2 separate regions of the Homo sapiens genome follow, and region 1 is linked to region 2. The links are chromatin loops, found by intact Hi-C in ENCODE. Cell type or tissue: HCT116. All regions are shown on one strand. Links, peaks and the distances in the headings refer to the core of each region. The heading gives the core; the rest is flanking DNA. Region 1 overlaps JMY (junction mediating and regulatory protein, p53 cofactor). Region 2 overlaps JMY (junction mediating and regulatory protein, p53 cofactor).

Region 1 (13,069 bases), core at 2,399-10,398, 53 kb before region 2:
TGAGCAAGACAAAGAGGAGCTTTATTGAGCAATAGAACAACTCAGAGGAGACCTGTAGTGGGCAGCTCCTCTCCGTAGCCAGCATGTCCCGATGAGTGTTCAGCTTTCAGCAGAGAGGGTAGCTCCTCTCTGAAGCTGGTTGTCCCATCATTTCTTCAGCTCTCAGTAGAGAGGGTAGCTTTTCTCTGCTGGGCAGGTCATCCCGACGAGTGTCCAGCTCTCAGAAGAGAGGGTAGTTCATCTCTCCAGCTGGCTATCTGGTCGTCTCTTCAGCCCTCAGCAGAGAGGAGACCCTGGGGTGGGCAGCTTCTCTCTGCAGCTGCTCTCCCATCATCTGGCTGAATATGGGGCTTTTATGGGCCTCAGGGGAGGAAGTGTGTGCGAAATGGTCCGTGGGCAAACATGGGCGGGCCTGGAAAAGGCACCACAAGTTCCCACCCCAGTCAGTAGGATCAGCAGTCTGACACCCAGGCTTCAGGCCCTCCCCGACTTGAAGGTGGTGCTTCACCAAGGACTCACCCACTCCTGCCCAGGAGCTTGTCTGCCTCCTGCTGCCATTTATGGTGCCCAGGCTGTTTGTGCCAAGGAGTGTCTGTGGGCCAGCGCTGAGCTGCCCTCAGCACCCCCTTGGCCTCTCTTCTGTGCTCATTGGTGCCCAAAGTCCGCAGCAGGCTGAAGTGGCAGGGGCTGGTGTGTCAGCACTGCCCCCGAGCCTGTGCACACCCAGCCAGGTTGTGACAGACCTAGGGTTGGCCTCAACTTTGCCTTGTGAGTGGAACAGGCGCTGATATTGAGGAAAGTCCAGGCAGTGGGAGCAGACACCTCCGAGCCTGCAGGGGCAAGGTGGGGCCTTCCCAGGCCCCGGAGAGTGCAGAGATGCCTGGATCTGCAGCTGTAGCTTGGGCAGCTGTAGCCACCCCTGGGAGGGTGGGAATCCTGCATGCCCCTGGCTCCCACTGGCTCCATGGAGCATGGCATATGCACATCCTGGGCCCACCTCTGCCTCAGGGCCCCTCTCTGCCTGCCCCTCAGTGCCCGACTGTACTGCTACCCTGCTGGCAGGCAACTCAGCCTGGCCCCATTGCAGTGTCTCCCAGGACAGTGGTCGAGGTACAGGTGGCATGGCAGCCCTGGCCAGCGCCACACAAATGAACCTGACGCACCCAGGGCTGGCCTCACAAGTCCTAGCTGTACCCTTCAGCCAGGTGCTCACAGACCCTTGGGATGCGGTAGGAAGCAAGGTTGAGGCTGTGGCGGAGACTCCAGGCCTGGGAGTGGTTCCTGCCTGGCCCTGTGATGGTGGGGGTGGTTCAGTCAGGTGCCTCCAGGACATGGGGCACAGGAAACCCACTGCCACCACTGCCGCTCCCACAGCTGCTCTTGCCACCACCGCTTATGCCTCCCCACTGCAACTGATGTGATGGCAGCAGCCAGTCTAGATGGCCCGCCACTGCCATGAGTGGCTTGATCTTGCCTCACTGCAGCCTCAACCTCCTGGGAGCAAGCGATCCTCCCACGTCAGCCTCCTGAGTAGCTGGGAATATGGGCATGAACCACCATACCCAGCTGATTTTTGTGGGTTTTTTTTTTTTTTGTAGAGACGGGGTTTTGCCATGTTGCCCAGGCTGGTCTCAAACCCTTGAGCTCAAGTGATCCACCCACCTTGGCCTCCCAAAGTGCTGGGATTGCAGGCATGAGCGACCACACCTGGCCCCAGATTTTTTTTTTCTTTTTTGATTTCATGTCCCTTGAGTCTTTTTTTTTCTCAGATTTTAGTATTAACAAGTAATAATTAGCAGGAATAATATAAAAATAATTCAGTAGTTTTACAAAGCAAGAACAGAGATGGGCAGTGTAAATGTGGAAATGTATGGCACTGGTCCTTATTTCTCAGTAGGGGAAACAGACCAAATGGACCTAAAGGCAGTTCCCAGGGCCACAGATGCAGTATCATTGCTGGGGTAGGTTCCTTCCATCCAAGTATCCTAAGTCACTCCCTTTCACAGTAATTATTTGCATGTTTTAATAATTAATGGTAAAGATATTACTTATAGATTTTGTGAAAGGAAAATAAATCTAGGGACCCCAAACTCATTAAGCCAAAGGGAAAAGTTAAGCTGGGAACTGGGTCACACAAACCTGTCCCTTTTGGTTCCTAAATAAGATGGCTACAAGATGAAAAGCTACATGCTTCCGCCATATTTTGCCCACAAGCAAATTCATAGTGAGCTCCAAGATCTTTACCCTGAGGTTTTTCTGCTAAAATTTTACCATGGCAATGTAAATTGATAGCATATCCTTACAGGTGCAGTCACCCCCCTGCCCACCAGACAAATGCATATCTGATTGTTCTCCTGCCCCATTTTGTTTGGGTTATCTTATGTAAAAGTGCCGTCTCTACAAATAATAATAATAATAATAATCAAAAAATTAGCCAGGCATAGTGGCACGTGACTGTAGTCCCAGCTACTCAGGAGGCTGAGACAGGAAGATCACTTAAGCCCTGGAGGTTGAGGTTATAATGAGCCATGATGGAGCCACTGTACTCCAGCATGGGTGAAAAAGCGAGAGGCTGTCTCTAAAAAAATAAAGTGCAGATTCACTGGGCCAGACAAAGGCGTGAATTACTATTTTCCCTAACCCCCCTTACATGAAAATTGTGTACTTCTCAGTAACCTGCCCTTTCCCCTTTAAATTTGGAGCCCTCAAAATTATCTTCAGAGAAAGGCGTAGACCTGTCTCCCGGGCATATTTCCTTAACTTTGGCAAATAACCCTGCTGGGATTACAGGCGTGCACTACCATGCCCGGCTAATTTTTGTATTTTTAGTAGAGACAGGGTTTCACCATGTTGGCCAAGCTGCTGTCAAACTCCTGGCCTCAAGTGATCTGCCCGTCTAGGCCTCCCAAAGTGCTGGGATTACAGGCGTGAGCCACCATGCCCAACCTCTGCTTCATGTTTCTTAAGTGAATCAATAGAGCAAAATCATTTTCTAAAATCCTACAAGAGATATGTCAGATTTTGAAGCAGAAATTATCAAAGCTTTACTTTCCAGGCCCCTGCTCTTTGTCCTTCCTTTCTGCTGAATCCTGCTGTGGCCGTTTTTATGTTGTGCTGGTTGAGCTTCAGCACTTCTGAAACCCTTTGTGGTTGTATTCTCATTCAGATCCATCTGCGTTCTTATTCAGTGTGGCTCTCAGTGAATCTTCTCAAATTTAGCAAAATGCATCTTTCACATTTTAGGTGCATCTGCTGCATTTTAAATTAAGGCCTTCCCTCTTCATCTCAAATATCCTTAATCCTAAATAATTCGACTTTCTTTATAATTCCTTTTAGTCTTTTATATGCATTATTTATAGTACCTTACACATTTTGCAGTTTATAACCTGCAAATGCCCATAGCTCAGTTTATTTATTCCCTGGACTTTGTCAGTTTTTAGTTAGCAAAATCAAAAATTAAGTTTTATAATTATATCAAGTTAGTGATTATTTTTTCACCTGTTGAATTCTTTTATCATGAATTATAGGAAACGGTTTACACGAAAGTCTAATGCTTAGTAAATTGTATCTTTTGAAATGAAGTTATAAAATGCATTCCCTGTATTTTAAGATTATTTGCCAATACTTAGATTAAAATAGTTTGACCAATTGAAATTAAAATTGTTTTTAAGGTAGTCTAGTATTGGAAAAACATGAAACTTTATAGGAAAGAAGGCAGATTAATAAATTAGCAGTGTTAGGTGAGATGGCTTGGGCTTCTCTGCAAGAGTATTAAGTTTAGGTGCTGCATAATAGCTTTGTAAAGTACTATTCTGTCTGAGGACAAAAAGCATGGTGGAAATAATAGATAAAAATGTTAATGTTTGGATAGAGTAACTGATATTCTGTCCTCAGTTATTGTACATATTTGTGTACAGTGGTATTGTGACTTAATTAATAATCATATAATGACTTGATGTTTTTGTGTTGGCAGAAAATAGTATCTAAACTTTGTATTACATTTACTTTATTGACCCTGTAAGAAGAGCCCAAAGAAGCCTAGTGTTTGAGGGTTCGCTTACTGTTGAATTGTGGCATTTGATCACTTGTAAATGACTCAGGGGGATTTTACTATTGAAAGATGTTGGCACCATTTTTTTCCCCTCATTCTTTTAACACTTTTGCTATTCCTGAAACCTGGTAGAAAACCATTATCTCGAAGAAAGTGTTAGTTTTCAAGCGAAGTATAAGATAAAGGGCTTCTTTGTATGTACATATTCTTGGAAGAAGGGAATTATTGCCTTTGACCTAAAAGGAAGAGGCTGAGGCACAAAATATATTTGAAGAGTTTACTTGGGCCAAAGTAAGGACAGCTGCCGAGAAGACTCAGACCCAAGTATCCTTGAATATGCACGGTCTTTGTTACAAACAGGTTTTTTGATTTTTTTTTTCTTTTCAGGCAGGATGTGCTCTGTCACCCAGGCTAGTGTGCAGTAGCGTGATCTCAACTCACTGCAACCTCCATCTCCCGGGCTCAAGTGATCCTGCAGCCTCAACTTCCTGACTAGCTGGGTCAACAGGTGTGCGCCACTACGCCTGGCTGATTTTTCACTTTTTTGTGGAGACAGGGTTTTCACCATGTGGCCCAGGCTGGTCTTGAACTCCTGACCTCAAGGTGTTCCAAAGTGCTGGGATTGTAGGTGTGAGCCACCGCCTGTGGCCACTAAAATTTTTTTTTATAGAGTCTTGCCTTTTTGTCTAGGCTGGAGTACACCGGTGCAATCATGGCTTACTACAGCATCAGCCTCCTGCTTTGGCATCCTGATGTGTGCCACCATGTCCGTCTTTTTTTTTTTTTGAAACAGAGTTTCACTCTTGTCGCCCAGGCTGGAGTGCAGTGGTACGATCTCGGCTCACTGCAGTCTCCGCCTCCCAGGTGCAAGCAATTCTCCTGCCTCAGCCTCCAGAGTAGCTGGGATTACAGGCGCCTGCCACCACACCCAGCTAATTAGTAGAGACGGGGTTTCACCATGTTGGCCAGGCTGGTCTCAAACTCCTGACCTCTGGTGATCTGCCTGCCTCAGCCTCCCAAAGTGCTGGGATTACAGGCGCGAGTCACTGTGCTTGGCCTTTTTGTTTTTTTTTAAAGATAGGGTCTCACTCTGGTTGCCCAGGGTAGAGTACAGTGATGTGATCTTGGCTCACTGCAGCCTGGCCCTCCCGGGCTCAGGTGATTCTTTCACCTCAACCTCCTGAGTAGCTGGGACTACAGCTGTGTGCCACCACACCTGGCTAATTTTTTGTGTTTTTAGTAGAGGTGGGGTTTTACTGTGTTACCCAGGCTGGTTTCGAACTCCTGGGCTTAAGCAATCCGCTGACCTCAGCCTCCCAGAGGGCTGGAATTACAGGTGTGAGCCACTTCACCTGGCCATAATTTTTAATTTTTTTTTTTTGTAGAGACATGGTCTCACTATGTTGCCCAGGCTGGTCTTGAACTCCTGAGCTCAAGTGATCCTCCTACCTCACTGTAGGAGGTAAAGCCTGCCAAAGTGCTGGAATTACAGGTGTGAGCCACTGCGCCTGGCATAAATCATGATTTTTAAAAGCAAATAATATTTCATCAGAATGAAAAGAGTTAATATAATTTTAATGGCCATTGCATTAAGGCCAACTTTGTTGAATGACCCATGCACTGGAGATAAGACCCTGGCCAATGCTGGAGAGAAACTAGGCTGATTTTGTCACTCTGTGCCTGCCTTCTAACGCTGAAGATCATTCTGTGATTCAGTAATAACAGTGTTTTTTCTTAGAATAACTAAAAATGCTTCAGTAGAGGAACTGAACCATAAGAAATGAGTTTTGGCTCAATTTTAGTTTAAATAGTAGTCATTAATCTAACATAGAATGACAGTAAATGCAGTGAGAGAAAGAGTGGGAAAAGTTATTTTATTTTATTTTATTTATTTATGTAATTTTTTGAGGCAGAGTCTTGCGCTATCACTGTCACCCACGCTGGAGTGAGTGGCACGATCTTGGCTTACTATAAGCCCTGCCTCCCAGGTTCATGCCATTCATTCTCCTGCCTCAGCCTCCTGAGTAGCTGGGACTACAGGCGCCCGCCACCATGCCTGGCTAATTTTTTGTATTTTCAGTAGAGACAGGTTTCACCTTGTTAGCCAGGATGGTCTTGATCTCCTGACCTCGTGATCCGCCCGCCTTGGCCTCCCAAAGTGCTGGGATTACAGGCGTGAGCTACTGCACCCGGCCAAAAAACTGTTTTAGATTCAAGAAAAATGTTATATGTTTTAATTTTATAGATAAGTAAATTGACTACATAATTTATATAACTTCAGAGATACTTGCCTCACTAACTGATGGTTAATATGGGGATATTAAGATATTTATTAAAGCAGTGCTTCTCAAAGTTTAATGTATACACTTATCACTTGGCAGTCTTAACTACAATTCAGAGTCCCATTCTGCAGATCTAAAGGTGAGGTTCTGGTTTCATTTGTAACAAGTTCCTAGGTGACACCAATGTTGCTGGTCCCAGACCATACTTTGAGTAGCAAGGTACCGTCACTTTGATATGGCCATTTAGTTAGTTGAATTGAACTCTGTAGACTAAAGATTAAACAGGACGGATTGACCACATGCAATGTTCTTTTTCCCCCACTCTGTAGATGGGCTTACTGCTTATTAGAATGTGCTGCATTTATGGACTCAGTGTGATGTCCCACTCCCTCCTATGAACTTTCTCAGGGAGCATGATGACACGGCCTCACCCACTGTTTCCCACCCAGATTGCTCATCTGTGATGATTCTTTTTTTTTTTTTTTTTTTTGAGGCAGAATTTCACTCTTGTCCAGGCTGGAGTGCAGTGGCACGATCTCGGCTCACTGCAACCTCCGCCTCCCAGGTTCAAGTGATTCTTCTGCTTCAGCCTCCCGAGTAGCTGGGATTACTGGCATATGCGCCACCACACTCGGCTAGTACTGTATTTTTAGTAGAGACAGGGTTTCACCATGTTGGCCATGCTGGTCTCGAACTCCTGACCTCAGGTGATCCACCCAACTTGGCCTCCCAAAGTGCTGGGATTATAGGTGTGAGCCACCGTGCCTGGCCAACTTTTCTTAGCTTTCATCACAAGCAAAATCCCATGTGGCCTGTCCTCTGTCCATGTGTGTAGTCTTATTTGCAAGGTATTTGCCTCTCATTCACAGAGGCGTTCAGTTTTAAATTTGTTTGGGAGTTTGATTAATGTCTCTACAGATTAAGTAAGCTCTTTAGAAGCAGAGACGATGTCTGTTTGGTTCACCATTGTGTCCCTAGTGTCTGGTAGAATGTCTACCTAGTGGTAGAATCACAGAAATATTTGTTGGATAAATCAATGCTGGGCACAGAGTGAGCAGTCCACAAATATCGTTCTTTCTTGACTAGTTAAGTATGTAAATCATGTATTAATACTTGTTAAATGACCAAGGTCAGGGGCGTTTTGTATTTTTAATTGATATAGTTGTACATATTTAGGTGGTACATGTGATATTTTGATATGCATATACAATGTATAATGATCACGTCAGGTAATTGCAATATCCATCACCTCAACCATTTATCCTGTTTTTGTGTTGGGTACATTACAGTTCTTCCAACTGTTTTGAAATAAACAATAAATTACTGTTAACTATAATTTTCCTACTATACTGTTGAATACCAGAATTTATTCCTTCTAACTGTATTTTTGTATCCATTAACCAACTTCTCTTCACCAAACCCCACACTGATGTTTGAATTGCTTCTTTTTGCTCTAGTTGACTATTAAAAACAAATAATAGAACCAACCAAAAAACCGCCTGTTAACAAAGTAGAAAGACAGACACAGCTTTGATCAGCTTACAAAAAATAGGTGTCAGCAGGTATGAAAATCAGTGTTAATTGGTTATTATGGCTTTATTTTGAATGATTTCTTTGTTTTACTTTTATGATAGTTTAACACATACAATGAAATATAACATGTCTTTAGGCTTGTGTCATCTGTTTTTAAAAATTAATAGACTTGAGTTTTTACATCAGTTTTAGGTTTACAGAAAAATTGAGCAGATAGTACAGAGATTCCATACTTCATACCTCTCTCCTGCCTTCAGTCTTCCCTATTATTAACATTTTGCATTGGTGTGGTACATTTGTTATAATTTATGAACCAGTATCCATAGATTATTGAGTAATCCATAGTTTATATTAAAATTAATTTTTTGTACAGTTCTGGGTTTGTTTTCCTTTTTTATAAAATGTAGAACCCTAGAGTTTCTATGTTTTGACAAATGCATAATGTCCTGCTGTCCTGTGTACACCATTATAATATACAAAATAGTTTAACTGCTCTGAAAATCCCCTGGGCCCCATCTGTTGATTGGAGTGCTCCATCTGTTCATTGGAGTGCTCCATCTCTCCTAGCCTCTGGCAACCAGTGGTCTTTTTACTCTCTGTAGTTTGGCATTTCCAGGATGTTATGTAGTTGGAATCATATATAGCCTTTTCAGATTAGTTGTTTCAGTTAGCAATATACATATAAGGTGTTCCATATCTTTTTGCAGCTTGATAGTTCATTTCTTTTCCCTTTTAAAAAATATTTATTTTTTATACAGATGGGATCTCCCTGTGTTGCCCAGGCTGGTCTCAAACTCCCAGGGTCAAGCAATCCTCTTACCTTGCTCTCACAAAGTGCTGGGATTACAGGCCTGGGCCACAGTGCCCACCCAGCTCATTTCTTTTTCTTGCCGAACATTTCATTGTATGGATGTACTACAATTTGCTTATCCATTCACCTGTTGAAAGACATCTTGGTTGCATTCATGTTTTGGTAGTTAAAATTAAGCTTCTATAAACTTTAGTGTGCAGGTTTTTGTGTAGATAAAAGTTTCCAACTCATTTGGATAAATATTAATGATCCATGATTTCTGGATTAGGTGGTAAGGTATGTGTAGTTTTGTAAGAAACTGTCAGAGTGGGCTGGACATAGTGGCCCATGCCTGTAATGCAAACACTTTGGGAGAGACTGAGGTGGGAAGATTGAAGCCAGGAGTTCAAGATGAGCCTGAGCAACACAGTGAGACCCATCGCTACAAAAAATTTAAAAAATTAGTGGGTGTGGTGGTGCGCACCTGTAGTTTCAGCTCCTCAGGAGGCTACGGTGGGAAAATCACTTGAGCCCAGGAGTTCCAGGCTGCAGGGAGTTACGAATGTGCCACTGCACTCCAGCCTGGGCAAGAGTGAGATCCTGCCTGTCTATCTCTCAGTCATCTATCAAAGTAAATAAAAAATAAGACTGTTATGGTGTCTCCCAATGTAGCTGTACAGTTGCATTTCCATCAACAGTGAATGAGTTCTGGTTGTTCCGCATCCTCTAGCATTTTCTGATGTCAGGGTTTTGGATTTTCACTATTTTAATAGGTATGTATTGGTATCTCATTTTGATTTATAATTCCCTAATGCTATGTGATGTTGAGCATCTTTTTATTTATTTTTTATTTATTTATTTATTTATTTCTTGAGATGGCGTCTCGCTCTGTCGCCCAGGCTGGAGTGTGATGGCGTGATCTCGGCTCACTGCAACCTCCACCTCCCGGGTTCAAGCGATTCTTCTGCCTCAGCCTCCCGAGTAGCTGGGACTACAGGCGCCCACCACCATGCCCGGCTAATTTTTTTATACTTTTAATAGAGACGGGGTTTCACCATGTTGGCCAGGATGGTCTCGATCTCTTGACCTTATGATCCACCCGCCTCGGCTTCCCAAAGTGCTGGGATTACAGGCGTGAGCCACCGCGCCCGGTGAGCATCTTTTCACATGCTTATTTGTCATCTGTATATTTTCAATGAGATATTTTGCCCATTTGTAAATTGGATCTTTTTTTACTGTTGAGCTTCAGGAGTTCTTTGTATACTTTTGGTAACAGTCTTTTATCAGATATGTCTTTTGCAAATGTTTTTTCTCCATCTGTAGCCTGTCTTTTCATTCTTAATAGTGTCTTTTGCAGAGCAGAAGTTAAATGAAGTCCCACTCACCAATTTTTTAATGGATTGTGTTTTTGGTGTCATATCTAAAGTCAAGGCCAAAGGCAAGGTCAGCTGGATTTTCTTCCATGTTATCTTCTAGAAGTTTTATAGTTTTCAGTTTTACATTTAATTCCATGATCAATTTTGAGTTAATTTTTGTGAAGAGTGCAAGGTCTGTGTCTAGATTCTTTTTTAAGACTCTTCTATTGAATTGTCTTTGCTCTCTGTTAAAAGATCATTTAACTGTATTTGTGTGGATTTATTTTTGGACTCTATTCTGTTCCATTGGTCTACTTGTCTGTTCTTTCACAGATACCCTACTGTCTTGACTACTGTAGCTTTAGAGTGTCTGAAAGAGGTTGAGGAGTGTCAGACCTTCAACATTCTTCAATATTGTGTTAGCTATTCTGAGTCTTTTCACCTCTGTATAAACTTTAGAATTTATTTTTTGATACCCACAAAATAACTTGCAGAGATTTTGATTAGGATTGCATTGAATTTATAGATCAAGTTAGGAAGAACTAATACCTTGTTAGTATTGAGTCTTCCTATGCATACACATGGAATATTTCCTTAGATCTACTTTGATTTCCTTTGTCAGAGTTTTATAGCTTTCTTGTTAAAGATCTTGTACATATATTGTTAGATTTATACCTAATTTTTGGTGTGCTAATAGAAATAACATTTGGAATTTTTTTTGAAATTAATGTATTTTATTTTTTATTTATTTTTTTTTTTAGAGACAGGGTATTGCCCTGTCACCTAGGCTGGAGTGCAGTGGCGCAATCATAGCTCACTGCAACCTTGAACTCCTAGGTTCAAGGATTCCTGCCTCAGCCTCTGCAGTAGCTAGGACTGCAGGCATGTGCTACCGTGTCCAGCTAATTAAAAAATTTTTTTTTGTATACATGATGTCCTACTATGTTGCCCAGGTGGGTCTTGAACTCCTGGGCTGAAGTGATTCTCCTGCCTCTGCCTCCCAGAGGGGTGAGATTGCCAGACATGAACCACTGCACCTGGCCTGGAGGAGTGTGTGGGTGTGTGTACGTGAGTTCATTTTCTACATGGACAAATAGGTCATCTGCAAGCAGAGACAGTTTTACTGCTTCCCAGTCTACACATTTTAAATTTCCTTTTCTTTTGTTATTGCATTAATTAGGACTTTCAGTACTATGTTAAATAGGAGTAGTAAAGGGGACATCCTTGCTTTTTGCCTCATCATAGTGGGAACACCATTAAATATAAATGCATATATAAAAATTTATATGTTTATATAAAATATATATTTACATAAATATTTAAAATATATATTTACATAAATATTTAAAATATATATTTACATAAATATTTAAAATGTATATTTACATAAATATTTACATAAAATATATATTTACATAAATATTTAAAATATATATTTACATAAATATTTAAAATATATATTTACATAAATATTTAAAATGTATATTTACATAAATATTTACATAAAATATATATTTACATAAATATTTAAAATATATATTTACATAAATATTTAAAATGTATATTTACATAAATATTTAAAATGTATATTTACATAAATATTTAAAATGTATATTTACATAAATGTTTATATAAAATATATTTACATAAATATTTATATAAAATATATATTTACATAAATATAAAATATATTTATATTAATATATTTATATATTATATATTTATTATTATAAATATATATACACCATAAATACTTTCTCACCATTAAATATGTTAGCTCAAGGTTTTTTTTTATCAAGGTGAAGGAGGTTTTCCATTCCTAGTTTGCTGAGAGTTTTATCATGAATTGAGTGTTGGATTTTGTGAAATGCATTTTCTGCATCTGTTGATATGATCATGTGATTTTTCTTGTTTAGCCTGTTTTTGTAGTAGATGACAATTGATTATTGACTGTTGAGCTAGCCTTTTGTATACTTGGAATAAATCACATTCAGTTATGGTATATAATTCTTTTTACATTGGTTGGATTTGCTAAATATTTTGTGGAGGATTTTTGTGTCTGTGCTAATGGGAGATGTCAGTCTGTAGTTTTTTTAAGACAGGGCCTTGCTGTGTTGCCCAGGCTGGAGGGCAGTGGCATGATCAGGACTCACTGCAGCCTTGACTTCACAGGGTCAAGCAAGTCTCCCACCACACCTGGCTATTTTTTTTTTTTTTTAAATTTTAGTAGAGAGAGTCTCGCTATGTTGCTCAGGCTGGCCTTGAATTCCTGAGCTCAAGTGATTCTCCTCCCTAGGCTTTCCAAAGTGCTGGGGTTACAGGTGCAATCCATCATGCTCAGCCTGTAGTTTTTCTTTCTTGTAGTGTTTGTCTGTTTTTGCTGTTAGGCTAAACCTGGCCTCACAAAACGAGTTAGGAAGTATTCCCTCTACTTCTATTTTCTAGAAGATATTTGAGAGAACTGGTATAATTTCTTTCTTAAATATCTGGTAGAATTCACCTATGAACCTATCTGGGCCTGATGCATTCTGTTTTGGAAGGGTATAGTTATTGATTCAATCACTTGCATGGATATAGGTCTGTTCAGATTACCTGTTGTTTCTACTGAATTTTTTTGTACATTTGTGTCTCATTTTCTTTTACTCACCGTTATGCTAACGAGGATGTTGTGACTGAGGAGTGTTAAAATCACCAACTCTGTCAACTTTCTTCCTTCTTTTTAAAAATTCTTTCCATTATAACTTAATGTACTTTGAAGTTCCATTATTAGGTATGTACACATATGATTGTTGTGTCTTCCTGATGAATTGACTCTTTCGTGTTTATAAAATGTTCTGGGCTGGGCGCAGTGGCTCACGCCTGTAATCCTAAGTGCTTTGGGAGGCCGAGGCAGGCGGATTATCTGAGCTCAGGAGTTCAAGACCATCCAGGGGGCAACATGGTGAAACTCTGTCTCTACTAAAATACAAAAAAATTAGCCAGGCTTGGTGGTGCACACCTGTAATCCCAGCTACTTGGGAGGCTGAGGCAGGAGAATTGCTTGAACCCGGGAGGTGGA
Region 2 (13,069 bases), core at 2,842-10,841:
TGATTCAACTCTATAGGGAAAATTAAAAGTTTGTTTAGATAACTGCCAAAAATAAGCTGTGATACTAAACCAGATGATTCATGGATAATGCTTGAAAAATATTTTTCTAACTGCTGGTTATATTGGTTGTTGATTTGATTGCTTTTGTTCGTTTGTTTTTTTGAGACAGAGTCCCACTCTGTTGCCCAGGCTGGAGTACAGTGGCACTATCTCGGCTCACTGCAACCTCTGCCTCCCAGGTTCAAGCGATTCTCCTGCCTCAGCCTCCCAAGTAGCTGGGATTACAGGCATGCATCACCACGACCGGCTAATTTTTGTATTTTGGGTAGAGATAGGGTTTCACCATGTTGGCCTGGCTGGTCTCGAACCCCTGACCTGAGGTGATCCACCCGCCTCAGCCTCCCAAAGTGCTAGGATTATAGGTGTGAGCCACCGTGTCTGGCTGGTTGCTGATTTTATTTTTTAAAGTCATCTACATTTAAGTTAGCATAATATAGCAGCTAGAAGTATTTTACACTAAAACTGTGTATTAAAAATATTTCATGTTTCATGCTTTCATATTTCATGTTTCATGAAGTATTAAAAATATTTCATGTTTCATGAACAAAAAAAAATTTTGTTCAGTGAATCATCCCCTTTGGCCCACATTAGGATAACTTCTCATCTTTTTTCCTATTAATGATAAAAATTGGGACACAGCATAATGGAATTATTATTAATTTTTTACCAGAAGAGAGAAAAATTACATGATGAAGAAGAAAGAAAAAGTGCCTGGGTTAGCCAAGAGAGACAGAGAACACTGGATAGACTTCGAACATTTAAACAGGTATTAAAAGTAATGGTCCATTTATTGTTTTTCTTTTTTTTTTTTTTTTAACAGAGCTACATATACACCTGTAGGATTTCTTTGTGGGAAAAACTTGGTTTTCCCTTATTTATAAACTATTATAACCATGGAAGTCCTTTTTAAAATTGTTTTAATGGCATGGCTCCATTTCCTCTGGTGGTTTTCCGAATTTAGTATTCTTGTGACCTTTGACCCACAGCTTCAGTAGTATAAGAGGAATGATAAGGGCCTCTGGGAAACCTAGATTCCTCTTGAGTTTAAAAAATTAGTTAAATCACAACTGACTATCCAGCTCAAGCATCAGCATGTTATTTATTCCACATACATCAGCCTGTGGTGGTAATACATCAAATGACCATTGGCAGAATTAGAGGTGGAGGGGAGCAGCATATTTGAGAAATGCTTCAGCAGTTCTCTTGCCAGGGTAAGCCATGACCACACACTGATACCACAGTATCCACACATCTCCTCAGAACTGTGCTGAAGCCTCACAGTTCTCATTTTTAAAGTACTCTGGAGCCTTACTTCAGTTATGCATGCTGAAGGATCACTTTGTAGGTGAAGTAGGCTTTTGAACAAGTGTTACAGTGGAAAAAAAGGAGGTGAGGCAGGGGAAAAGCCTTGTTATTAAGTAAATGTGGCTCACGCCTGTAATCCCAGCACTTTATGAGGCTGAGGCAGGTGGATTGCTTGAGCCGGGGAGTTCAAGACCAGCCTGGGTAACATGGCGAAACCCTGTCTCTATACAAATTAGCCTGGCATGGTGGAACATGCCTGTGGTTCCGGCCATTTGGGTGGCTGAAGTGGGAGGATTACCTGAGCCAGGGAGGTCATGGCTGCAGTGAGCTGTGATCATACCACTGCACTCCAGTCTGGGCAACAGAGTGAGACCCTGTCTCAAAAACAAACAAACAAACAAAAGGTCTTACCATGGTAAAATATATATAAGAGTTCTACCAGTAAGTACTGAAAAAAATGTATTTCTCTCTTCATTCTGTCATAAAATGGATATATAGTTGATGGAGCTTTTTAAAAATGCCAAGTAACCTGTTAAAGAATATTTTAATTTTCTCGTGTGTGCATTTGAAAACATAGGAAACTTTTTGCATACCAGTAGCATTTATACATTTGACATCACTTATGTTTTGCATTTTACATGCTATTTGTTTTATACATTTAGTAGTTTTATTCACTAAAAATCTTTTTTTAATCATAATTTTGAATATTTGAATTATCAATCGTGGATTTGATAGGCAAATAATAAATTCATAATTGTTTGTAAGCTATTATTAGGTACTTTCGGATTTTCTGTATAACTTTAAGGGTGAAATAACCAATAAGCCAACATAACATTTTTGAGATGGAATCTCACTCTGTCACTCAGGCTGGAGTGCGGTGGCACAATCTCGGCTCACTGCAACTTCCGCCTCCCGGGTTCAAGCAATTCTCCTGCCTCAGCCTCCTGAGTAGCTGGGACTACAGGTGCCTGCCACCACACCCAGCTAATTTTTGTATTTTTAGTAGTGACGGGGTTTCACCATGTCGGCCAGGCTGGTCTCAAACTCCTGATCTCAGGTGATCCACCCGCCTCGGCCTCCCAAAGTGCTGGGATTACAGGCGTGAGCCACCACACCCGGCCACATAACATCTTTTATTTGAAGGAGAAAATAAATAGGCATGTGCTCATAAATTGTTTCAATAACATTTAACCAGTTCCAATAACTTCTGGTATTTTAGAGGTATCCTGGGCAAGTCATACTTAAATCAACCAGATTACGACTAGCTCATGCAAGAAGAAAAGGTGCAGCAAGTCCTGTTCTCCAAGAGGATCATTGTGACTCTTTACCAAGTGTGTTACAGGTAGAAGAGAAAACTGAAGAGGTGGGAGAAGGAAGAGTCAAGCGTGGGCCATCACAGACAACAGAACCCCAGAGCCTTGTGCAACTTGAAGATACTTCATTAACACAACTTGAAGCCACCTCATTACCTCTCAGTGGTGTTACCTCTGAACTGCCTCCCACTATATCTCTTCCACTTTTGAATAACAACCTCGAACCATGTTCTGTTACCATAAATCCACTCCCATCCCCTCTTCCTCCAACACCACCACCTCCCCCACCTCCTCCCCCTCCCCCACCACCACCACCTCTGCCTGTTGCTAAGGACAGTGGCCCAGAGACACTGGAGAAAGATCTGCCTAGAAAGGAGGGGAATGAGAAGAGGATCCCAAAGTCAGCCAGTGCCCCCTCAGCACACCTCTTTGACAGCAGCCAGCTGGTCAGTGCACGGAAGAAGCTCAGAAAGACTGCTGAAGGTTTGCAGAGGAGGAGAGGTACGTCAACATATTTTCATGGTCCATCTGTTGTATGACATCAGGCATAGTAAAAAACTATATTTTTTGACGTTGCAAAGCTTAAAACACTTTATTTTTGACATTATTTGATAGTAAACAGGTTTTCAAAGTCACACTAGAGGAGAATTCTTAGTGCATAAAGTACACAGAAATGTATGCCTTCTTGGGCTGTTAGGCATGTTTTAAAAACAGATCTTCTAAAGTGATACATTCATGTTTGGTAATGTATAATGGGTGGCTCCTTTTGTGTTAGGGAAAAAGTTTTGATTTTAAACCTGAGATTTTTAAAAAAATACTCATATCAGAAAGGGTAAGATATCTGGTAAGGACTGTCACCACAGGGAAGACATTGGCAGGATCATGTAACATTTGTTCATACATTTGTTGAGGACTTTTGTGTATTTGTATAAAGAAGCAAAGAAGAACAGGGAGTAATCTGTTCAACTTACAATGTGACAGATGTGCCTCAATAAGGTTACTATTTTTTTTTCTAATTTTTTTTGTTAAGAGAGATTCAAGCACAAATAAAATTATTTCTAAAAAGAGCAGAGAATAACCCTTGCCTTTTGCCTTTAAGGAATTTGCATTTTGCATGGGGAGAACATTATATAAATGTTACATATTACTTGTATATTACATTTTAACCTGAAGGACCATTCTATAAAACATTTCTTGATGTAATCTGAGTAGGATTTCACATGTAAAACAACTAAATGAAAAAAGCACAGTCTCCATAATAAACAAAAATTAATTTTTAAAAACAAAATGTGTAACCCCATCACTCTGAATTTGGGTGGAGCAACTGCAATATGGAAATCCTTTGGGAATCACACCCATAATACTACTAAGACCACCTCCCAGTTCCCAATCTGGTCACTTCTCTCATGTAGGAAATGATAGGAATACCAACAGTACCCACCATGGATTGGGTCTTGGGATTTTCTAAAAAGAAGGATAATTAGGATCCCTTGTGTTCTGATCACCTTCTGCACACATTTCATGATCCATTTTGAAGATGGTGTTTCAGCGTCCTGTGCTTTCACAGTTGCGAACGGTAGAGGTTATACAGTTTCATTCTAATTAAGTGCAGTCCTAACTGTAATACTGTTCTGTTTCATTTTCCAAAGTGAGCTCACCCATGGATGAGGTGCTAGCCTCCTTGAAGCGTGGTAGTTTTCATCTGAAAAAGGTTGAACAGCGAACTCTGCCTCCTTTTCCTGATGAAGATGATAGTAATAATATCTTGGCACAAATAAGGAAAGGGGTAAAATTGAAGAAGGTACAGAAGGATGTTTTGAGAGAATCCTTCACACTTCTACCCGATACAGACCCTCTAACACGGAGCATCCATGAAGCTCTTAGAAGAATTAAAGAAGCATCCCCAGAGTCAGAGGACGAAGAGGAGGCTTTACCTTGCACAGACTGGGAGAACTAACAAGTAAACGGCCTTATTGTCTTTAGTAGCATTCAGTAATACAGGTTTTATATCGGATGATGAGGTTTGGGGTATTTTTTATTGAGCCTGAGGCATATCGTTTGTTTTATAACCCAATTTTAGCATGGATCACAAATTTATGAACTTCAGGTTTTACTTAATTCTGTAGTTTCTAGAAACTTAAGATAACTTTTTAATGATTATTGCTATGTAAATACTATTTTTAAAAATGTCCTCCTCATTAAAAATTTCTGCTATACAGCTGTAATTGCAAGTAAAGTGACAGTCTCATTCTTGCCCTAAAAAAACAGAAAAGGGCCTGGCACAGTGGCTCACACCTGTAGTTCTAGCACTTTGGGAGGCTGAAGCAGGCAGATCACTTGAGGTCAGGAGTTCAAGACTAGCCTGGCCAACATGGTGAAACCTCTTCTCTACTAAAAATATAAAAATTAGCCGGGCGTGGTGGCGGGCATCTGTAATCCCAGCTACTCGAGAGGCTGAGGCAAGAGAATCACTTGAACCCAGGAGGCGGAGGTTGCAGTGAGCTGAGATCGTGCCACTGCCCTGGGCAACAGAGTGAGACTCAGTCTTAAAAAAAAAAAAAAAAAAAAAAAAGGCTTTCCAGGTTCAGTGGTTCGCTTCTGTAGTCCCAGTTACTCAGAGGTTGAGGCATGAGGATCTCTTGAGCCCAGGCGTTCAAATCCGGCCTGGGCAATATAGCAATACCCCGTCTGTAAAAAGAAATCAATACGTCAATTTTTTTTTTAATGCAAAGCCTTTTCTGACAAAGTATTTCAGTAACAAACTGTTATGCACACTGAATTTTGATGTCATGTTAGCTGACCTCAAAGGAGTTTTCTAAGATCATTCTGGAAAAATTGTTGCATTGTCTGATTATTTAACTTTCTAAACCCTTAAAAAAAACTACTTATTGTCACAGTTACTGTATTATCTAGACAAATTTGCAGGTATCATTAATATATAAAAATTATCTACATATCTAATGAATACTCCTATACATATTAAGATTCTCTTTGGTTACACATGTAGCATTCTCCTAATATAATAGAGAGCTATAGTCTACTACATTTTAATATACTAATTATAGAGTAATATGGCACAGATTACACCAAATATATAGAAACATTAAAGATAACATGGTATAAATTAAACAGTATATCAAATTTATAATGATGGTAACTGAAATGTTGTAATTTGTATAAAATTTATAGAGTATACAAACATGTTCTATTAATTATTATTCTTTCTTGATGGAATATGTTTCTCTAGGCTTCAAACATTCACCAAAGTAGGGAAGACTTGAGTCCTAGAAGGGAATAAGTAAAGGAATAATTAATTCATGTGTTAGCCCTGTGAATTATTTTTGTTGAATTTCTTTTTTTATTTTAGAGACAGAGTCTCCCTCTGTTGCTCAGGCTGGAGTGCAGTGGCACGTTCATGGCTCACTGCAGCCTCAACCTTCTGGGATCAAGCATCCCAAGTAGCTGGGACTCCAGACACATGCCACCATGCCGGGCTAATTTTTTAATTTCTTTGTAGAGACAGGGTCTCCTTATGGTTGCCCCGATTAGCATAATAATTCTTAAAACATGTTTGATCATAAGAATTAACTTGGGGAGCTTATTAAAAATGGACATTCTGTCCTTGACTTAAGAATTCTGAGTAGAACAACAAAGAAAAAAAATCTTTTTTTGACAGGGTTTCACTCTCTCACCCAGGGTGGAGTGCAGTGACATGATCTCGGCTCGCTGCAAGCTCCACCTCGTGGGTTCAAGTGAATCTCGTGCCTCAGCCTCCTGAGTAGCTGGGATTACAGGCGACTGCCATGATGCCCGGCTCTTTTTTCTTTTTTTTTTTTGTATTTTTAGTAGAGATAGGGTTTCACCATCTTGGCCAGGCTGGTCTCGAACTCCTGACCTCAAATGATCTACCCACCTCAGCCTCCCAAAGTGCTGGGATTACAGGTGTGAGCCACCATGCCTGGCCCAAAAAAAAGAATTCTGAGTAGATCTAATGTATATGCAAGTACACATCTAGATTTTGAAGACATAATATAAAAATGTAATGTATGTCAGTTTTTAAACAACTGATTACATATTGAAAGATTCTATTAGTTACATTAGGTAAAATATTACTGAAAGCAGTTTCACCTGTTCCTTTGGGTATGGGTTCATTAGGTAAATATTCCTGTAGTACCTCTCCACCAGCATCTGCATCAATCAATAACTTAAAAAGGGTAATATTACATTCACCATGATTCAGCCAACATTCAGTAGTAGCATTATCCTGCTTTTTTTCCTATTATGTATACAGTTACATGTAACAGTCACTTTGTATGACTTATGTTTTTGGATCCCAAAGTAACTTCGAGTTATTTTTGCTTGTACATATGTCCACTATGCTTTGTAAAGGAATATATATATATATATATATAGAGAGAGAGAGAGAGAGAGAGAGAGAGAGAGAGAGAGAGAGGGATGCATATCAGTTTGTGAATGTCTAGACTCTCAGGTATGTCTAACTGGGAATCTTTTCCATAGTGGATATTTGTAGGTTGTCTCCCACTTTACAGTTCTTACTACCATGTGTTGTTTCCTTCTGCTGTAGCTTCTCAGGAAGCTGCTTAAGCTTGTGCCTAAAACTACCATCTTTGCACTGACTAATTCCACAGCTGGACCTTCACATAAATGTGTGTTTAGCTCTTTCATTACAGATGGTCCACAGTGGCCCATTCACAGCACACCAGCAGCTGCTCAAGTCAGCCTATCCTTGTCTGTCTCCTCCCATCCCACCATATCCTGCCTAACCCTAGACATTGCATCAGCATTTTGTATACTCAAGTGGCTGGGATGTTACTCATAGCTTCTGGCTACTAATTTAGCCTTAGTATCAGATGTTAACATGGTGCATGGTGTATACACTTTGAAAATTGCTTAAAACTTTTTTCGGGGGTGTGGGAGACGGCTGATGGCTGGAATATGTGGTACAATGTTGAGAGAGAAACAGTGAAACACTTAGAAAATATATGAGCTTGGAAGTTTGCAGTCTCCCTTTACTAAATGTGTGCTAACCCAGAAGCAAACCATAGACTAGTATGGACTGATTAGGCAGTGATGAAGTAGCTGTGTATCACTACTTTGTGATCATGGAGACTAAAAGGCTGTGAACTTTTTATCTACAAATGGCTAAGAAGGCTTTACCGCAATTTGTATTTCCCATTAATTTATTAGATTCCTTTTTTTTTTCTCTCTCTCTTTTTTTCTTTTCTTCAAGACTGAGTTTCACTCTTGTTGCCCAAGCTGGAGTGCAGTGGTGTGATCTTGACTCACTGCAACCTGTGCCTCGTGATTCAAGAGATTCTCCTGCCTCAGCCTCCGGAGTAGCTGGGATTATAGGCGTGTGTTACCACTCCCAGCTAATTTTTGTATTTTTGTAGAGATGGGGTTTCACCATGTTGGCCAGGCTGGTCTCAAACTCCTGATCTCAGGTGATCCACCTGCTTCTGCCTCCCTAAGTGCTGGGATTACAGGTGTGAGCCACTGTGCCTGGCCAGATTTCTTGATTATAGATTTTGTCATTAATGTACTTATATACTTTTAAGAGCTAATTTCTTGAATATTCATAAAGTAGGTAATGAAGGTCCCTTGTTCTGCCTTGTTCGTTCCCCTCTGAAACTCTTCTCTTTCCAGAGATAGCCATAGTCATGCTCAAGGAAATTTCTTAAAATGTATGTAATTACATAGAGGTTTAAAATAAGTTTCAGGCTGAGTGTGAACTTTAAGTTTCAGGCCTGTAATTCTGCAGTACTTCAGGAGGCTGGGGGTGGGTGGATCACTTGAGCCCAGGAATTCAAGACTAGCCTGGGCAACATGACGAAACACATCTCCACTAAAAATACAAAAAGTAGCTGGGCGTGGTGGCTCACACCTGTAGTCCCAGCTACTTGGGAGGCTGAGGCAGGAGGAAATCTGTCTCAATAAATAAATAAGCTTCTAGTTTGTTTCCTGTGAGAGTCTTTTTTTTTTTTTTGAGATGGAGTCTCACTGTGTCAGCCAGGCTGGAGTGCAGTGGCGCCGTATTTGGCTCGCTGCAATCTCCATCTCCCGGGTTCAATCTGGGATTACAGGCGCACCACCATGCCCAGCTAATTTTTTTGAAGTTTTAGTAGAGAGGGGTTTCACCATGTTGGCCAGACTGGTCTCGAACTCCTGACCTCAACTGATCCACCCTCCTCAGCCTCCCAAAGTGCTGGGATTACAGGCGTGAGCCACTGTGCTAGGCCCCTGTAGGAGTCTTCTAAAGTAACTATAGCAATGTAGTTCAAAGGAAATATAGTTTGAGACATGTAATTTTAAAATGTCCAATAGTCACATCAAAAATGAAAAGGAACATGTGAAACTGATGTTTGTAATATTTTATTTGACACAATGTAGCCAAAGTAGTATCCTTCAACACATAATCAACATTAAAAACTAAGGACATTGCTTTCTATTTCTTTTTTTCACACTAAGTCTTCAAAATTCAGTGTATGTTTTATATATACTAGTAGCACATCTCAGTTTGAATGCTAAGGATCTGATACTTAATGAGAAATGTCCTACCAAAACAGCAAAATTGTATTTAATGGAAAAATAGTACTTACTGTTTTAGATTTTTAAATCAAACTGGATTTAAATCAAACTAGATCAGTCACACTAGACACATATCAAGTGCTCATTAGCCACATGTAGCTACAGTATTAGAAAATGCAGAACTGTATTAAGTTGGTACTTTATTCATGTTCCTGTCAGCTTTTATCTGAAGAGTATGTCTTTTATATAAATGCTCCTGTGCTTTGGGTACGCCCCATAGATCTTAAGCACAACACTTTTCAATAAAATGCCCGGGTGAAGTATCCATTTAAAGATTGGTATTAATCCTGTCCTCTAAATGTTAGTCTAACAAAAACAGTTTCTACTGCATTTTGAAGACACCATTTAGTTGTTCTTACTCTAGTAGCAGTTTATGGGGCAAATAGTTTAGACTGAATTTACCTTTTTAGTATATAGTTTTCATACAGTGTTAGAGTAAAAATAATAAAAATGAAAATCTAATAGTCTTTTAAAAGTGATCAAAATCTGTATTTAGATTATTTTGTTTTCATTTTTACTGCTTTAAGAATACAGTCATGGCCTTTTGTAAAAAATGTCTTTTTTACACTTTTTGAGGGAACGTAAATACACTGTATCTTTAAAGGGTCTTTTTTTTAATGGTCTGTATTATTTTGTTTGTAAACAGGTGACATAACAGAAGAAAAATATCATTCAAGATTGGTTCTGATTCTTTTGGAAAATGACAGTTTAAGCACTTGGTTCCTCAGTTGGATAACATTAGATCCAAAGTTCATTGGTTCAGTGGTGTGAAGAAAGGAAGCACAATTGGCAGGTTATCACTTTCCAGTCGTTCCAATAGATGATGGTTAACATGAATTTTACATGTGCAATGTTCCTGACTGCAATGAAGAAAAGGCCTTCTGGAGATTTCTGTTTTTTAAGCACATTCTCCTTCCATCCACATATTTACATCCTTGTAATGGCCAGTTAAGCTAGGGCTTGCTGTAAGTTGGAAGAACACTGGGTTGACAGAGATCTACTGTGAGCTGTATTGGGACTGCTTTGAGAACCATCTTTCAATGCACTGAAAAGTCATCTGAAAAAATAGCTTCTTCCATATCAGCTTATATTAAATACTGTGACACTCTGAGAAAGTTTATCATCATGATAGCTGTAAGTCAGGCATTAAAATCAAATGGAAATACACCTAAAATGTCCGCATTACTCATTTCCAAAGGATTTTTCATAAAGATGTTCAGCAACATCTGAAAAGCTGCATTTATGGAGATACATCTATTAATATGTTCACAACATGATACATTTAACATGGCATATTTTTAGGAGTCTTATACTTTGTAAGGTTTTGAAGTTTCCGTGCTTTTAAATCACTCTTCATATTTCTTGAATTTATAATAGTTTGAATTTTATGTGCATCCTTGTTTATGGAAGGCAGTACTTTGATAATATTTCAAATTATTTTTATTTTGTTTGAATTATTGCTTGATTGCTATGACTGACATGACTTTCCTATTGAGAATCAAAAATCAAGATTCAATCATAGGGATGCAGATCTTAACTCTTTTCACAAATTACCATTTTAAGTTTTTATTTTTATGCTCCACAGTGAAAAGCATGTGCTCTACAAAGATAGAAAGTAGAGACAAGTCTCCGTGGCTGGCATTTCACCATCTTCACATGCACTGAATGGAATTTTGGGAGAATGCCTTTGTTATAGTCACTAAAATTTTAAACTTATACACAGCTTTAGGTGCTGATTTTGGCTGTGATGGAGTCCTGAAGGACACATTTATATGTTCCAGATTTTCAGCAGGATTGTTGTGGGCTTGAATACATGTAGATCATTGGACTCAGTGTGCAGTACCCTGTACATATAATTCTGCATAAGACAGATCTTGGCCTTTCTGTGGAGGGAGTTAAGAACTAAAATACCAAAAATCACTTTATTTCTTTTAAGACAATTATCTGGCCTAAACCCAGAAAGCAGTACTGGAGCAAAAGCCCAGTGTATATGAATTGGTATTCCTAGAGAAAAAAAGAAATGCTCACACCTTTGTTATTTTAAAGTGTTTTCTTGAAAATAATTAGGGAGAAAATTTTCTGGCAACAGGTTATGTAAGACAACAACTTTTTTTATTATTTCAAAACAAAACAGGCACATGCCACCATGCCCCAGCTAATTTTTATATTTTTTATAGAGACAGGGTTTTGCCATGTTGCCCACGCTGGTCTTGAACTCCTGGACTCAAGCAATCTGCCAGCCTCGGCCTGCTAAAGTGCTAGGATTATAGGCGTGAGCCTCTGTGCCCAGCCTGACAAAATCTTTTATTTATTTAAATGTTAGTAATACGTTTATTGATGAGACTAGGAGCTTCTCTGCAGCATCTTCATAATACATTGGTTTTAGTTCCCACACTATTCCCACATCTTATCTGGGAAGATTAGAAATACAGATGTAATATGGAAGCTTCAACAGCATGGGGGTGGTGATAGTGTCCTATTTGCCCTTGGTAAAATATTAAAGCGTATTTCTTAACCCAAAGAGTGATTGGTTATATGAATATATTTGAAAAAGTTAAAGCAAATTTGCAAACCTTTACAAAATCATGTATCAATTTTATGCTATCCAGTTTTTACGTACCCATGTGTCAACATTTCATATATCCAGTTCTTTGGGTGCTGGTTCACTTTTTTTCATTTATTCAAATTCAGAAAAATACGGACGGATCTAATGTTAAATTAACCAGAAACCCTGGAACATTCATATCTTGAGAGGGAATTTGCTACTCTTTTACTTTTGGGATTTCATTATAAAATAGGCTCATTTTATACATATGTCCTGTGGTCTGTCTTCCAGAGTGTGCTGTAATCATAAGTCTCTAGCAAAGAGTGGAGGGTGGAGGGTGTGTAGAACTCCACTCAGCCTCATGGATACATCTACAAGTCTCTCAACCCATCCTGTTACAGTTCTCCATGAGAGTCACCTCACACTTGGAAAAGAAGGAGGTTAAAGCAGAGTATTGTTGGCAGCCAGCTATGCCCATCCTCTTGTAAATAACTTTCCAACACACCCATTTCCTTGCCTTAAGGTGCAGGTTCCTACTTCTACAAAATTTCAAATGATTGCAGGTCAAAAACCTTTGGAGTTACTCACAAATAATAATAAAATTTCAAATAACTAGGGTCTACTTGTCCATCAAGATGACATTACCAGTGGAACCCACCTGTTAATTTTAAAGTAGCTTCAGAACCCAACAAAAATTATGTAAGCCTGGTTAAATGTCCTTTTTTCTTCTTGCCTCTAATAAAATCAGGATCTTCGGCCTTGATACTAAATATGTGTATATTTAGTTATGATGGTACTTGTAGATGCTCACATTTCCAGTTCCAAACTCGCCCGTACTTTTTATGTGCTTCAAAATATTGGACACATTTCTGTTAATATATGATTTCTGTATCCACAAACCGCTGTTTGCTTATGCTGAGTCAATTTAGAAGTTAATTTCCAATCTAGTCTCAACTGCAATGCATTTAAAATAGGTAAAACAAGTAAATGAGTTTGGGACATTTTGAGATTAATGTTACTGCCCACTTGACTGTCAATTTCAAATGGCTCCTAATGCAACCAAAATTATAACCAATGTAGCATGTGTAGGAAAGGTATTTTTAATTATTTAAAATCATTGTGTATATTACAGCAGTATGAGGAATGCCTGGCTAAAGAGGATTTTTTAAAAGATGAAGAATGGTTTTGCTTGTATTATATAGGCTTACTGAGTTTGTGAGCAGCATAAAAACAATCA

The links. A loop is a pair of places that touch in the nucleus more often than their neighbours do. Peaks named below come from ENCODE experiments on the same cell type or tissue, not always from the same donor. Only the 100,000 strongest peaks of a DNase experiment are listed, where the experiment ranks them.
Region 1: a loop joins it to region 2, with 1.9 times the contacts of the local background. A loop is called at or near these places in 4 of 110 quality-filtered maps.

Annotation. Positions count from the first base shown.
Region 1 is chr5:79,258,978-79,272,046 of GRCh38, forward strand. The region is part of intron 1 of JMY (junction mediating and regulatory protein, p53 cofactor); the gene reads left to right. Among named protein-coding and RNA genes, the nearest start is that of JMY, 29 kb to the left of the region's middle. RefSeq lists enhancers at 453-1,112, 2,327-2,864, 2,865-3,402, 4,569-4,748, 4,814-5,338. In HCT116, for the core only: no CTCF peak of the experiment used is centred there; no DNase peak of the experiment used is centred there.
Region 2 is chr5:79,311,673-79,324,741 of GRCh38, forward strand. It overlaps JMY (junction mediating and regulatory protein, p53 cofactor), which reads left to right. Exons shown (of 11, transcript NM_152405.5): 8 at 731-826; 9 at 2,585-3,179; 10 at 4,328-4,638; 11 at 9,934-13,069. The coding sequence ends at 4,635. It overlaps LOC102724530 (a long non-coding RNA gene), which reads right to left. Exons shown (of 3, transcript XR_001742756.1): 3 at 5,337-5,962. Among named protein-coding and RNA genes, the nearest start is that of JMY, 82 kb to the left of the region's middle. In HCT116, for the core only: no CTCF peak of the experiment used is centred there; a DNase peak (open chromatin) is centred at 7,449.